Linked DNA regions of Homo sapiens: regions 1, 2, 3 and 5 are each linked to region 4. Evidence: chromatin contacts called from ENCODE Hi-C or POLR2A ChIA-PET data. All regions are on one chromosome and are shown on one strand. The core of a region is the stretch at or near the end of the contact, and the rest is flanking DNA. Distances in the headings are between cores, read along the strand shown.

Evidence for each region. A loop is a pair of places that touch in the nucleus more often than their neighbours do. ChIA-PET counts read pairs that join two places held with the same protein, here RNA polymerase II (POLR2A). Pooled maps may share reads with other maps.
Region 1: a loop to region 4 is called in a map of B cell, with 7 times the contacts of the local background. The contact joins the promoter of INPPL1 here to the promoter of FAM168A in region 4. A Hi-C loop is called at or near these places in 2 of 168 maps with a recorded cell type or tissue (B cell and CD8-positive, alpha-beta T cell) and 8 of 50 pooled maps.
Region 2: a loop to region 4 is called in a map of CD8-positive, alpha-beta T cell, with 9 times the contacts of the local background. The contact joins the promoter of XNDC1N here to the promoter of FAM168A in region 4. A Hi-C loop is called at or near these places in 2 of 168 maps with a recorded cell type or tissue (CD8-positive, alpha-beta T cell and naive thymus-derived CD4-positive, alpha-beta T cell) and 9 of 50 pooled maps.
Region 3: a loop to region 4 is called in a pooled map, with 25 times the contacts of the local background. The contact joins the promoter of LAMTOR1 here to the promoter of FAM168A in region 4. A Hi-C loop is called at or near these places in 9 of 50 pooled maps.
Region 5: a pooled map shows a loop between it and region 4 (18-fold over the local background). The contact joins the promoter of NUMA1 here to the promoter of FAM168A in region 4. A Hi-C loop is called at or near these places in 1 of 37 single-sample maps with no recorded cell type and 7 of 50 pooled maps. POLR2A ChIA-PET finds 5 or more read pairs at or near these places in 2 of 52 experiments (OCI-LY7 and naive thymus-derived CD4-positive, alpha-beta T cell).

What each region holds. Positions count from the first base shown.
Region 1 is chr11:72,223,517-72,226,216 of GRCh38, forward strand. INPPL1 (inositol polyphosphate phosphatase like 1) reads left to right here and starts at 1,251. Exons shown (of 28, transcript NM_001567.4): 1 at 1,251-1,650. The coding sequence starts at 1,469. RefSeq lists silencers at 207-606, 1,157-1,516, 1,527-1,736.
Region 2 is chr11:71,927,171-71,929,870 of GRCh38, forward strand. It overlaps XNDC1N (XRCC1 N-terminal domain containing 1, N-terminal like), which reads right to left and starts at 1,424. Exons shown (of 6, transcript NM_001375847.2): 1 at 1,195-1,424. RNF121 (ring finger protein 121) reads left to right here and starts at 1,876. Exons shown (of 9, transcript NM_018320.5): 1 at 1,876-1,954. The coding sequence starts at 1,892. It overlaps XNDC1N-ZNF705EP-ALG1L9P (XNDC1N-ZNF705EP-ALG1L9P readthrough), which reads right to left and starts at 1,424. Exons shown (of 11, transcript NR_172895.1): 1 at 1,195-1,424. RefSeq lists an enhancer at 1,257-1,566.
Region 3 is chr11:72,101,901-72,104,600 of GRCh38, forward strand. It overlaps LAMTOR1 (late endosomal/lysosomal adaptor, MAPK and MTOR activator 1), which reads right to left and starts at 1,397. Exons shown (of 5, transcript NM_017907.3): 1 at 1,283-1,397. The coding sequence starts at 1,324. All of the region lies in intron 5 of LRTOMT (leucine rich transmembrane and O-methyltransferase domain containing), which reads left to right. It also overlaps the pseudogene LOC124902837. RefSeq lists enhancers at 1,103-1,182, 1,963-2,483 and a silencer at 1,283-1,552.
Region 4 is chr11:73,596,751-73,599,450 of GRCh38, forward strand. It overlaps FAM168A (family with sequence similarity 168 member A), which reads right to left and starts at 1,362. Exons shown (of 8, transcript NM_015159.3): 1 at 1,173-1,362. RefSeq lists an enhancer at 696-1,424 and silencers at 1,316-1,445, 1,576-1,805.
Region 5 is chr11:72,079,288-72,081,987 of GRCh38, forward strand. NUMA1 (nuclear mitotic apparatus protein 1) reads right to left here and starts at 1,255. Exons shown (of 27, transcript NM_006185.4): 1 at 1,171-1,255. LRTOMT (leucine rich transmembrane and O-methyltransferase domain containing) reads left to right here and starts at 1,563. Exons shown (of 9, transcript NM_001145310.4): 1 at 1,563-1,598. It overlaps LRRC51 (leucine rich repeat containing 51), which reads left to right and starts at 1,563. Exons shown (of 6, transcript NM_145309.6): 1 at 1,563-1,598. RefSeq lists enhancers at 666-1,621, 1,341-1,610, 1,622-2,576.

The DNA.
Region 1 (2,700 bases), core at 1-2,500, 1.4 Mb before region 4:
CGGGGGCGAGTGCTAATAATACCCGTTCGTTCCGCAGCCGCGCTTTACAGTTTACACAGCTGTCACCTTCGTTTCTCCTTAATTAATAATAAAAATAGCCGCCGTTCGGGAGCGCGGGCTGGGCGCCAGGCCCGGTGCCGAGCGCGGTACGAGCTCGGCCCCCAGAGCCGGCCCTCGCCACAGGATCCCCATTTTCCAGAGCGGGAAGCCGACGCTCAACCCCGCGCCGCGACTTGCCCGAGGTCACCCAGTGGGCCAGCGGCTCCGGGACCGAGGCGCGGGGCGGGGTGAGGCGAGGCGCGGTGCTGCCCCCGGCTCCCCGGGGCGGCGCGGGGCGGGGCGGGCGGCGCGGAGGGCGGGGGCGCGCGCGGATGGCCATCTTAAGTGGCCGCCTGGAGCCCAGGGCCGCTGTCCGGGGAAGGGGGCGCCGGAGCAGCCCGGGAGGTGGGGGTCTGCGTGCGGCGGCCGGGATCCCGGGAGGGAACTTTCTACTAGACGGGCCAGGGATCCTCCTGGCTTCGGACTGCTGAACCCCCTCAAGGCCCGGCCTGCGGGTGTGGGGGGTGGTGCTGGGGAACTTGGCCGAGAGGGGGAAGGGCTCTGCGGGGCTGGGAGGGGCTGCGTGAGAGGCTCGAGAACGTCGCACCTCGTCTGGGCCCCCCGCCAGAGTAAGAATCTTCAGAAGCCTGGTTAGCCAGGGAATCTCCCCGCAGGCTTTGCCGGGGGACGGTTCCCGTGGAGTTGGGGGTTCAGATCTAAGAGGGGGCTGCATTTCGCAGGAGTTGGGGGCCCCGCCCGCTTGGGTGGAGGGAAGAGGATGGGTAGGGGGTGGTCCTGGATCCTTCGCAGGTTTGGGGAACTCGATGCAGCCAAGCTGTAAGGGGGACGAGAGGAAGAGCCATGGAGTGGAATCAGACCTTTATGGGGCTTAGGGGTCATATCATTGGGAGAACTGAGAAGCGCTGAATTCTCCAGGGGGTGCCTGGATCCCGAAGTGTCGGGGCCAGGATGGGGGGACTCGGATTTCGATGGGGATTTGGGGACTGGATCTCCTCGGGTGAATGATGGGGGCAGGATCATTGTGGGGTCTGGGAGGTCCCGGGCCCTTCGGGAAGGTGGGGGCACCGTCCCCGCAGGAGGAGCTGGGGGCAGGGGCGGCCCGGGCTGCGGGCCGAGCGGAGGGGGAGGGGGCGGCAGCCGGCCCTGCGCTCCGCTCCTGCCCCTCCCCCGCCGCCTCTGAACAAACTTTTCTTTCTCTTCAAGTTGAGGCCGGCGCTGCAGGCAGCGGCGGCTGCGCGGTGAACGAGGCGGCCTGCGCGGCGGAGTGCTGAGTCCCGATCCCCGGCTCTGTCCGGCCCACGGATCCTCAAGCCCGGGCCCCGGGCCCGGCCCCAGCCTCAGCCCTGAGCGTCTCGGGGCGGATGGCGCGGGGCGGCGGGGGCGGGCGGTGCTGAGCCCTGCGCGGGCCATGGCCTCGGCCTGCGGGGCGCCGGGCCCGGGGGGCGCCCTGGGCAGCCAGGCCCCCTCCTGGTACCACCGCGACCTGAGCCGGGCGGCCGCGGAGGAGCTGCTGGCCCGGGCGGGCCGCGATGGCAGCTTCCTGGTCCGAGACAGCGAGAGCGTGGCGGGGGCCTTCGCGCTCTGCGTCCTGTGAGTGGGGCGGGGGCTCCTTGCGGGCTGGCGTGGACCGGGAGCGCGGGCACGGCCGGGTGTGGAAAGGGCCCGGGTGAGGGTTTCTGGGGCGGTGGGACGCCAGACCCGCCTCCACCCCCCAGAGTGGGAGCCTTGGCTTTCTCCTGGGTCTGAGGAGGGACGCAGGGGCACTTCCTGCTGTGTGTCTGGGGGCACTTTCAGGAGCCTTGAGGGTAGAGAATATGGGGTTCTGTGGCCCAGTGTGACTGTGATGACGAAAAATTCGGGCATTCCCCGGCAGACCCCTTCAGGCATCCTCCAGGTAGAAGGGAGCAGGGGAGAGGATGTGCATTCCACGTTGTGTGCAGTCCCGTTTGGATAGGGACTGAGTGGTGAGCAGGAGAGGGAGTCGGGGCAGAGGGACTGACGGGGTGTGTGGGGATGCCTGGCAGCTTCCTTAGGGCCCCTTTCGGTGCTTTGGGGTTCTGCCTGGCCGTGTATGGGTGGTGGGGGCGGTGATGGGTGGTGTAGAGAGGAAGGCTTGGGGAAGCAGAGGCTGAGGCTGTATGGGACCTTGCCATTATTTCTGAACCAATGAGTGAGTGTTTGAGCCCTGGCTCTGGGCTTGAGCCCTGGTTACCTGGCTGCCCTAGCCCTGAGCTATGAGTGCTGAGTGAGAGCAGAGCCAGACTTGGTGCTTCTCTGAGTGGGCCAGGTCCTGTGGCTGTGCCTTTCAGCCCAGTGTGGTTGGTAGTGGTGCTGGGGTGAGTTAGCACTCTTGGTTTTGCAGCCTTCTAGCGGCTTTGTACCTCCTGCCCTGCAGTCTGACATTGAGTTGGCTTCTGTGGGCCCAGTGAGTGGGAATCTGTGGGGGCTGCTTTATTTAGATCAGTTATTTAGATCTTTATTTAGATCTTTCTTAGCTCTGTGAACCCCCTCCCAAACTCCTGTCCCACTGTACCTTCCTTACCCCTTTGTTCTCCTGACATCTTTGGTCGGGGCGCACATTAGCCTAGACCAGGGGAGACCTTTTTTTTTTTTTTTTTTTTTGAGAAAGAGTCTCGCTCT
Region 2 (2,700 bases), core at 174-2,673, 1.7 Mb before region 4:
CTGGGAGATGAGACTACAGTGAGCAGTTATCACGCCACTGCACTCCAGCCTGGGCGACAGAGCCGGACCCTGTATCACTCAGGCTGGGCACAGTGGTTCACACCTGTAATCCCAGCACTTTGGGAGGCCGAGGCGGGTGGATCACTTAAGGTCAGGAGTTCGAGACCATGGCCATGACCCCATCTCTGCTAAAAATATGAAATTTCCCCAGGCGTGGTGGCGCGTACGTAGTCCCAGCTATTTGGGAGGCTGAGACATGAGAATCGTTTGAACCCAGTAGGCGGAGGCTGCAGTGAGCCCAGATTGAACCAGTGCATTCCAGCCTTGGTAACACAGCGAGACACCGTTTCAAAGAAAAAAAAAAAGCACTCAGATTAAAAAACAAAATGAAACACAATACAATACTATATAGTCATGGCTACATATAATTATTAAAAATGGACTGGGAGAACACAAGCTAATTCTAATTCATAATAGTTGCTTCTGGAGAGGATGAGAGGGTAATAGGCTTGAGAGTAGAAAAAACAGGTAAGTTTAACTTTTATTGTATTATCTAGCTTTTAAAAAATAAGCAAATAAATCATAATGCCAGTAGTCAATTTAGGGTGATGGGTGTACAGTATTTACAATATTCTCCGTATTAAGTGTCACAAAATAAAAATGATTATTTTTAAGTAAATGGGATGCCTGTGGATGATGTAGATAATTCCCTGTAATTTTCTGTTGGTCCCAATGTAAAGCTGACTTTTCTAGACGTTCTGTGGGCTCACAGGCCATCCTAGTTCCATTCACCAGACAGATCCAGGCGGACGCCCAGAGGCGTGTGAGCTGGGGCTACAGGCTTGCAAGGTATCGAGTTCACCGGCTGCTGAAAAATCAGTTATGAAGGTATACGTAGGGGTGGGACAGTGAATGGTGTATAAAAAGGAGGGTAAGGCAGAAGCTGGGGCCGCAGGATGTGGGTTAGAAAAGTGTGCCGAGGTGTGTGAACTGGCATGACAGCCTAAGTAAGACGCGGAATGTGGGTGCCCTGGAGGTCCCGCAAGGCTCTTCAGCTCTCAGTTTCGGGAGCTCAAGCCGCACCGCTGCTTTCACAGCTCATCGGGAACAGGCTGCTCAGTTCATTTCCTTGATGGCCACCCTCCTCCCTCTCGGCCACTCCCCTCCCCATCAACAAATCCCAACGCCCCTCACCCGGGACCGTGGACCTCGAGGAGCCACCGTTGCCTCGGATCTCGGACCACCAAACCTATTCTCCCGCCAATTCGGCCTTCTGACCTTCGCCTTCTGACCCCGAGAGCTACTCTTCCGTCTTCCGTAGCACAGGAATGCGTTCTGGGGCTTCAAGAAGCTGCTGTTTTTGAAAATGAGTCCTACCGAGGCAAGATGGCAGGTGCTGCAGCCAGGAAAATACATTTCCGTGTGTTTTAATATTTATTTTCACTCACTACAACTCTTTCGTGGAGGGAGCGGAATTTAAACTTCCGGGTCAGCCTCAGTGCAGCTTGGGAAACGTAGTTCCTAGTCCCCACGTCTCGCTCCTTGGAGCCCAGACTGAGGGAGCGTCGCGAAAGTTGCCCGTTTTGGAACGCTCCCATTTGGCTCTCCAAAGGGAAGAATTGGTTAAATAGTTGCACTGAAAATAATGCGATTCAAATTTCTCATTTTCCAAGAACGCTCCCTTGCTGAAGCTTGCAAGGGCACGGTACTCCCCTCTCCTTGACCCTGAAACGTGCAGCAAGTAGATAACCTCCTGATCCCTGACAGTCTCCGCCTGTGTTGATGCCCCGCCCCCTCTGCTGGAGTCCGAGCCGCCGATTGGCTAGGAGCACTTGAGCAGCGGAAGCAGCTGGCTCGCGCGGGGACTGCGGTGAGGGGGCGAGCCGTGAAGATGGCGGCAGTGGTGGAGGTGGAGGTTGGAGGTGGTGCTGCTGGGGAACGGGAGCTGGATGAGGTAAGCGGAGTTGAGAGACGAGGAGAGACTCAACCTGAGACTGAGGGGAGGGGCAGTGAGGTATCGGGAGGTGGGGGTCTTAGGAGAGAAGGGAAAGATCCTGAGAGGGAAGGAGCTGACTAGGGGGCGGGTGCGTGGAGAGCGAAGTCAGAGGCACTCCTGACTTGGGGACTCCGAGGCGGCCTTGGGAGTAGAAGACTTGCATTAGCCTCAAGGGTGAAGATGGAGGACAGAGAGAGAGGTCGGAGGGGTGGGGGTGTTAAGATTTTGTGATTACTAGCTGGGTGTCTTAGGGTAGGACCGAAGGGCTAAGAGGTAGTTTGAGTTGGAGGGACGTGAATTTCTTCAGGGGAAGGCTGGGCTTCTACTGTGGGAGAGGACTCTGTCTAAGCCTAGGGTGGGGGTTGGGGACACAGACCGGGAAAGAGTGCTAATCCACTAGTAGTATAGCTTTGAGTTATCTTAAAGTTGGAACTGTTTTATTTATCGTTCCATTCTAAGACTTTGTATCTAATGCATGCTCAGTAAAGTTTTGGCCAACGAATGAAGGAACAAGTGGATGAATAAATGATTGTATGCCGGAATTCATGCATTTATTCACTTAATAAACATTATGACTTTTGCTCCGGGTTCTGGGCCAGGTGCTAGGGAGACAAGGGGCCCCTCCGTTGAAGAGCCCACAGTCTAGTGGTGGGAGACAGACAAGAAGACTAGTCATTGCATTAGAGATATAATGGTGGCACTGA
Region 3 (2,700 bases), core at 147-2,646, 1.5 Mb before region 4:
CTTTAAGGGACAATTTCCCACTAGGCTACAGCTCTCCCAGTAGGCAGGGTTATTGTTGTCTCTTTCTCAAAAAGGTGGAAGTGAAGTGAGAGGTATTAGGCACAACACATGCCTAACACAGGGCAAAGGAAATATGTGTTCATTGGGTGTATGGAGAATTGAGAACCAGAAGCCACCCTTGCTTCCCATACAAACGACATTTTCCTAGGCTTAAGCCCTTAATCCAAAATACGTTCACTGAAGAACGAACTACTTCCCAAGTACCAGTGATATAATCTATTTTTGTGACCATCTTCCCCATTAGACCGTGAGCTACCTGAAACCTTTCTACTCTCTCAGGTCTACTATATGTTCAAATGTAGAATCCGGGCTTAGAGACGATCAAAAAAGGAGAGTAGACAGCAACTTGAGACTTCATCCTTGAATGTCAGGCCAGGCAGGGCAGGGATTAGAGTGTGGGGAGAAGTGAGAATGCACTAAGAGGAAGAGGGAGAATTTAAAACTGTACAGGTCTCCCCAGCCTAACCCTTTCTCCAAAGGTATCAGATCTACAGCCAAATTCTCAGAATAGGCATGTCTCCAGCTAAAGGAACCCTCAGGCCCCAGGCAGACTGCACTGAGGCAAGCCAAACTCAGAACCAAATGAACTTCCCGCTCCATTTCTCTTTTCCCACAATCTAGCCAAAGCTAAATCCTCTTTGTTGCTTCCCAGACAATTTCCCACATGTCCCGATGTCCTCACTGTATCGATTAAATCCTTCATTGGCCAATTCAAAGGCCACCAACTTCCAGAGTCGTCCCCTGGCCCTAGACTAGCAGCGACCTTCCTTCTGCAACCCCAGGGACTAAGACGATACACGAATTCCTGATTCATCTCAGGACAGACTAACTCAGGGCCTCAGCTTACCCACCCCTAAAATGGATTCGCAAAGCCCACTAATACACAGAAGACACAGGAAGCTGGGGAAGGGAGTGTTTCCCGGGGACCTAGACTGAGGATCCTTGAATCTGAAAAGTTTTGAAGGTAGGAGCAAACGGAAGTGGTGGGAGCGAGCCGGACAGGCGGCTGCCTGCACACCCCGAGGCGGGGACTGTGTAGAAATCTGGGGCTTTAACAGGGGTAGGAGCCCGGCTTGGCGTCTCCTCTGTAATCTGTCCCCTCCAGGCCTCCGTATTCAGTGAGCCCTGCAGTCCGGCTGCCCGTCCTCCGCAGGTTTCTTTCTGGGCCCCATGCCCCAGTGTCTTAGCCCTCATTCCCGAGCCCCGCCTGCCGCGGCCGCACCTGGTCCGAGTCCTCGTTCTCGCTGCTGTAGCAGCACCCCATGGCCGGGGTCGGGCCGGGCGCTCAGGCCGCGCCGAGGAGGGACGGCGTCCGTGAGGAGCCCTTCCGGTCACATGACCCGCGGCGGCCTCCCGCAGGCAACCACCCGCCCCCACCCCCCGTACCCCCTGTCCCGGAGCCGCTTGGCCGCCTCAGTCAATACCCCGGCTTCCGGTCCCGCCCGCTAGCGCGTGATCGTTGTCAACCAATGGGAAGGCGTAACCGTACACGCAAGCACGTGATGCGGGGAAAGGGCGGGGCGGATCACATGACTTCATCTTTCCAGTCTCTAAACTGGCAGTAGTGGCCATCGTGAATTGTGTTATGCGTTCTCGTGGCCACTAGGCCACTTTTCTGGGCCATTGAGCGAACTCGTACCAAATGCCCTCGTATGCCCTTGTGATATACTCTTCTAAATGCCATGCGAGGGGCGACTGGGATCCAGGCCTGATGCTCCAGATCGTACGGTCTGGGTGCACACACACAGATGATCCAGATGACCAGTACCTAGTCGGGGAACACAGAGGGTGTATCGCCCAGCTGGGCTGGGGGTGAATACACAGAGGGTGTATTCTCCACCTGGGCTGGGGATCTGCGACTTACAGGAAGAAGGGACCTTATACTACCTTCACATGCTGACGCGCAGCGGAGATAAATCCTGGTAGAGGAGATAGAAGCCACCTCACTGACCTCTCTGCTTTCAGGCTTTTATCTTTAATTCTGCCTTTTTTAACAGCACCCATTGTAATCGAACGCACAAAGCTGACCATCAGTTCTCTTTTCCTAACCCCCGCTCCATGTCTTCCCTTGGGCCCTGAACACAGGTCCAAGTCCGTCCAAGATTGTATAGTGATCCATTTGTTGTTCATGAGCGTGTGATTGGGTGTTCACCAGCATGTATCAAATGTGCCACCCTCAAATCTTGTTTTGGCACATTACCCGTCTGACATAACAAGAGCCTGACACCTCTCCCACTGCATGTTCTGGGGTGAGGGGTGGAGGGGTCAGCAATGTGTTTCACTGGACATAGAGAAATAATGTAGTTTCCTGATTGATCTACTGGACTTTGTACATGCAGCCTGGTCTGCCTACTGTCTTTACTGTCTTCGAGACTCAGTACAATGTCCTCCTGATTACCTTCTCTGACTCCATTCTCTGGACATGCCCAGCTCCCTATGCTTAATCCTCATCCAGTGTTAATTCATGCATTTATTGAATCAACAAATATTTGCTGAGCGTCTACTATGTGCCACACATTGTTATATCTGGATATGCAGCAGTTCACAAAACAGCCAAAGTCCCTGTAGTCATGGAACATCCAATAGTGATCACACTATATTGTATTCTCTGTTCCTGGGTCAGTCTCACCTACCAAACTT
Region 4 (2,700 bases), core at 112-2,611:
CAGCTCACTGTCCCTCTCCATCCTCTCTGCCCCATCCATACCAACAGCTCCAGGTCTCCCATTCCTTAAATTTCCCCTGTGCCACCTCACCATCAGCAACCACCTCCCCAGGCCTACCAGCTCATCTCCGAAAGTCCTTCTCCAAAACTCCCTCTGCCACCTTGGCCAAGGGATATTTTCTTCAAGATACCATCCCCCAACTTTGCTCACCCCTGCCGCTATCCTTTCAATGAAAGCAGCCCAGTGATGTTTTATGTGCCCTCTGCCTTGACTCTGCAACCAAGGAGCCACCATGCCCTTTCCAGTGATTGTAAGATCACCCTAAATCCAACCCACTGTGCCCCACACTCCATTTCCATCCCTGTCCTCCCATTTCGGGCCTGACTTCCAATGTGGCCCCTTCCTGCCAGCTCACCATCACACTCCCCTCACTGAATGTCCCACCTCCACCAACTCCTATTCCAACCTCCATCAGCCCACCCCAGGAAACCCCCAAATTGCACTCTTCTGCTCTATCCTAACCCATGCTATTCCATAAGTCTCCACAAATTCCACCAGCCCCAGATGACAAACACCCACTTCAAGCTTGGGTCTCAACCCATGCCAAGCCCCTCACCCCCAACTCCTGCCACCTCCATCATCCTGCCCCAGGTCCACCCCAAATTCCACCCTTCTGAATTAACACTACGCAGGGCCCTAACCAACCCTGTACATGCCACTCACTCTCCGTTGAAATCATTCCCCTGCCCCTCACCCCAGCTCAGATCCCAAGCTGTCAACTGCTCCAGGCCAAACCCAAATCACCACCCTCATTCAGTCCCCTCCCCCATTAAAAGCCATCCCACCCTAGTCTCATCTTCCACCTCGCCCCAAGACCATCCCGAATTCCAACCCGACGCCCCCACCCCACTCTCCTGTCCCAGGTTGGGTTATTCTCCATCAAAAGTCCTCCTCCCTTGTCGCCCGCCCCCCAACCTGCTTGGGTCCCACCCTCACCCCACCCCCGGCCAGCGCCTGGACAAGTCTCCCCCGCCAGCCCGCCGTTCCATCGCGACCTCAACCCCCTCCCCCCAACCTGCACGGGGGCTCCGCAGCCTCCCCTCTCATTCTCGCCAGCGCCACCGGCCCAGACTCAGGACCAGCGGACCCTGTGGCGGGGGGAGTCTCCTCACCGGTGAGCAGCTGCAGGCGAAAACGGCGGCGGCGGCGGCTGAGGCGGCGATGCCCTTGTCTTCTCCGGAGGCTACGGCGGCGACGCTCTCGCCCGTGTCCAGTAGGGTGGCGGATGGCGCGCGGGGACCGGAGCCTCCTCCTCAGCGACTCGGCTCTGAATCCTCTGCAGTAGCCGCCGAGGAGCCCGACGGGTGGGGGGAGGGGACGCTCGGCTGCGGGCGAGGGAGGAGGAGGCGGAGGGAGGAGGCGGGGGACCGCTCAGAAGGGCAGGGAAGGAGGAGCCGGCGCGGCGCCGCGACACGTCCCACAGCCTCAGAGCGCCGGGACCACAACTCCCGGCATGCCCTGCTTTAGCCCGCGCGCGGCCTGCGCCTCCCGCCGCGAGCCCGGTGCAGAGGGGCCGCGCCCTCTCCGGTCACGGACAGTGGAATAAAGCCAACCATCCGCTGGCGAATTTTGTAGACTCAAAGACCACCTGTGAGGAAAGTCAGGTCGCCCGAGGCCCCATCCCCAAGGGGCCGTACTCGCAGCGTCTCCATCCTCTTTGCATAGACACCCCCCTCCCCCCGCCCACACACACACACACACTCTCTGTCTCTCCCTCTCTCCCTCTCTCCCTCTCTCCCTCTCCCTCTCGTCTCTGTCTCTGGACTACACCTCCCAGCATGCCCCTCAGCTTCCTATTCTCCTTCCGGACCCTTCTCAGACCCGGTACTACAGTTCCCAGGGAGTGTGGTCCCTGCGAAATGCTGGGAGATGGAGTTCTCGGTTCTTCCTCCATGTTAAGAAAAAGAAGTGAAAGAGAGGCAAAAGGGAAGGAATACGCCAGCCCACCGAGGATGGGCCTTGATGGGCTAGATCACCTGTGATTCTGTTCATCCCTCGCCATCTCCGTTTCAGCTGTCTCTCACCAGAACTAATGCCGGAGCTTCCTCGCTGGTCTCCCTGCAAATTTGAGGACGATTCGGCAACTTGAATCCAAACGACAAAGGGCATATCCTCTTCTTGACCCAGCTCCATTACTTTTAAGAATTTACCTTAAAAAGATGATCGAACAATTTCGAAAAGATGAATGCACAAAGTTGTTATATGACGTAGTTAATTATGAAGGGAGTAAATGTTCATCGATAGGGTGCTGCTTAAATAAGACGTGACATATACATACAATGCAATACTAAGGAGCCATTTAAAATGATATAAATCTATTGACATGAAAAGCTATTCACAATTTATTCTTCGGGGAAAAAGTTGATTACACAACAGCATGTCTACACGAGTGCATTTATGTGAGGTTTGACACAATATTCTACAAGCATGGAGAGATTTCAGGAAAGAGGTTCGCCAAAATATTAGCAATGATTATCTTGGGGGAAAGGGTGTCAGATTGCACGTAGGTTTTTTTTGTTTTTTGAGACGGAGTCTGGATCTATAGCCAGGCTGGAGTAAAGTGGGGGCGATCGCAGGTCACTGCAACCTCTGCCTCCCGGGTTCAAGCGATTCTCCTGCCTCAGCCTCCTGAGTAGCTGG
Region 5 (2,700 bases), core at 5-2,504, 1.5 Mb before region 4:
TCCCAAGCACTTTGGGAAGCCGAGGCGGGCGGATCACGAGGTCAAGAGTTCAAGACCGGCCTGGCCAAGATGGTGAAACCCTGTGTCTACTAAAAATACAAAAGTTAGCCGGGTGTGGTAGCGGGCGCCTGTAATCCCAGCTACTCGGGAGGCTGAGGCAGGGAACTGTTTGAACCCGGGTGGCAGAGGTTGCAGTGAGCCGAGATCGCGCCACTGCACTCCGGCCTGGGCGATAGGGCGAGACTCCGTCTCAAAAAAAAAAAAAAATGACAAGTGCTAACTCAGAGGTAAGCAAAAGAGAGTACCCAGAGGCGGCAGCATCAACCCAGTGGGCTCCCGCCCACCCACAATCTTCACACAGTCACACCACTTATAGTCATAAATTTGTACTCTCCGAGGTGCGTGTATGAAACATGTTATCTGTGAGAGTCCATGGATGAAAAACAAAAACAAACAAAAATTAAAAAAAAAAAAAAAAAAGACTTAACCTGTTTTGACCAGGACAACCACCCCAGGAAGTAGGTAAGGCAGGTAAGGTCATTGTTTACATATATGAAAAGTGAGGCTCAAAATACACTGACCAGTCCAAGACAACGCGCGCCCCCACAAAGCACCTTCCCCGTCCCCATTTATGCCCAACCCATAAACCCAAAGTAGAGCCAACCTCGCACTGGCTACGTAACCCGGGCCAAGCTAAACATTATAAACCTCAGGCTCCCCATCTTTAAAGTATAACAGGTGGTTAGAAGATTAAAAAGATAAACATTTGGCAGGTCATTGTGGACGGTGTAGCTCAGAAAATGCTGACTACTGCACTACCATAACTACTGCTATTGTTAACGATAAAAGGCAAAGACTTTCCAGGACCCGACCCCTCGCTTACAAGCCTTTCGGGAACTTGCCCTATACCCCCGACCCCAGTCACCTTCAGATTTAATTCCACAGACACGCCCCCAAACAGACCCTCCCCTTTAAGGCACCCCCCCCCCCCCCGGCTCCTCCCTCTCAGGCGCCTCTCCTCACAAACCTTACCCCCATAGATTCTGCCCTTTCGGACTCGGTTATGGAGGAGGCCTTCCGCTCGCAGCGGCCTCTCCAGCACCCCTTTTAGGCCTGAGCACCCGCAGGGGTGCCCAGGCCGCACGCCAAACGCGGGCCCGCGCCGGTTACCTGGCTGCGCGCTCCCGCTCTGCCTCGCGATTCTCCGGAATCGTACCTCTTCGTGGGCTCGCGCCAGCGCTGTGAGCGCACAATTAGTTTAAACTATGGCCCCGCCCCCTCGCGCTGCCCTCTGATTGGCCTCTGTCGGCGGGGCCCGCTTAAGGACCCGGGAAAAGGAAGTTTGAGGGCCACTGGGAAAGAGAAGGGGTATCACCGCTTCCGGACCCCGGCCTGTACTTGAAGGCAAAGAGAACTACAAATCCCAGCGTCACCCGCGGCCTTGAAGCCCCGCCCCTGACAAACTGAAGGTCCCGGTAAGCATCGCGTCAGTACTTATGGCGCCTGCCGGGTTGTGGTGACGAAAGCAGTTGCCATGGAGTTGCTCTGAGTAACCCTGAGGCAGTGGGACGCCAAGACTGGAGAGGAAGCGACTGCGGGTGAGTCGGGCGGGAAAACAGGAAACCCGTTCTAGGGGACAAGAGATCTATGGAGAAGGGAGGGGCACTCACAGAACGACTAAGAACCTTCCTGCTCGGGGATCTGAGATTTCCCCCACCGACCCTCATCACCTTTCACAGCGAACAAGATACAACACTCACATGGGACAGACTGGGCGAGGGGGAGCAGAGGGAGGGATAGGCGTTGAGATATATATCCATACAGATTTGGGGATGCTTAAGAACCACCCCCAGGGCCGGGAGCGGTGGCTCACGCCTGTAATCCCAACACTGGGAGACCAAGGCGGGCGGACCACTTAAGGCCAGGAGTTCGAGACCAGCCTGAGAAACATGGCGAACCCTGTCTCTACCAAAAACATAAAAAAATTAGCCGGGCTTGGTGGCGCGCTCCAGTGGCCCCAGCTACTAGGGAGGCTGAGGTAGAAGGATCGCTTGAGCCCGGAGATTGAAGCTGCAGTGAGCCGTGATCACGCAACTACACTCCAGCCTGGGCTATAGAGCGATACCTCCATCTCAAAACAAAACAAAACGAAACAAAACAAAAACAAAACAAAACAACGAACCCCGCCCCCAACGCAAACATAAAGCTCCCAAAATCGGATGCTTCAAGTTCCAGGCATAACCTGGGAGATCAGAAACGCCCTCAGAAATGGGGTTGGTTTTCCTCTGAGGAACTGAGACCCTCTTCCAAGACATGCGGTTAGCATTAGATTGAGTAAATCGCAGTCGCTACCCTAATTCTAGAGATGTAGGAAACTTCCTGGGGCGTGAAGTGCCTCATTCCTTCTTCTTCCAAGGAGTAAAACCCCTTCTCAATCTGTCCCCAGATTCCCTTTTCTCCCCACACCTTCTCCGTGGTCCGCTACTCAAAGCTCTACAGTTAGAGCTTCATTTTTTTTAGTACTCACGACAGATCTATTACATTTAGTAACCTACCCAGTGCTTTCACAGTCTCTCTTTTGATACTCTTAACAGCTCTGTGAGTCAAGGATATTTATCTTCATTTCACAGATTGGAAAACTGAAACCCAGAGAAAAGGGACTTGCCCAAGGCCACACACCAAATTAGTGACAGAGCTAGA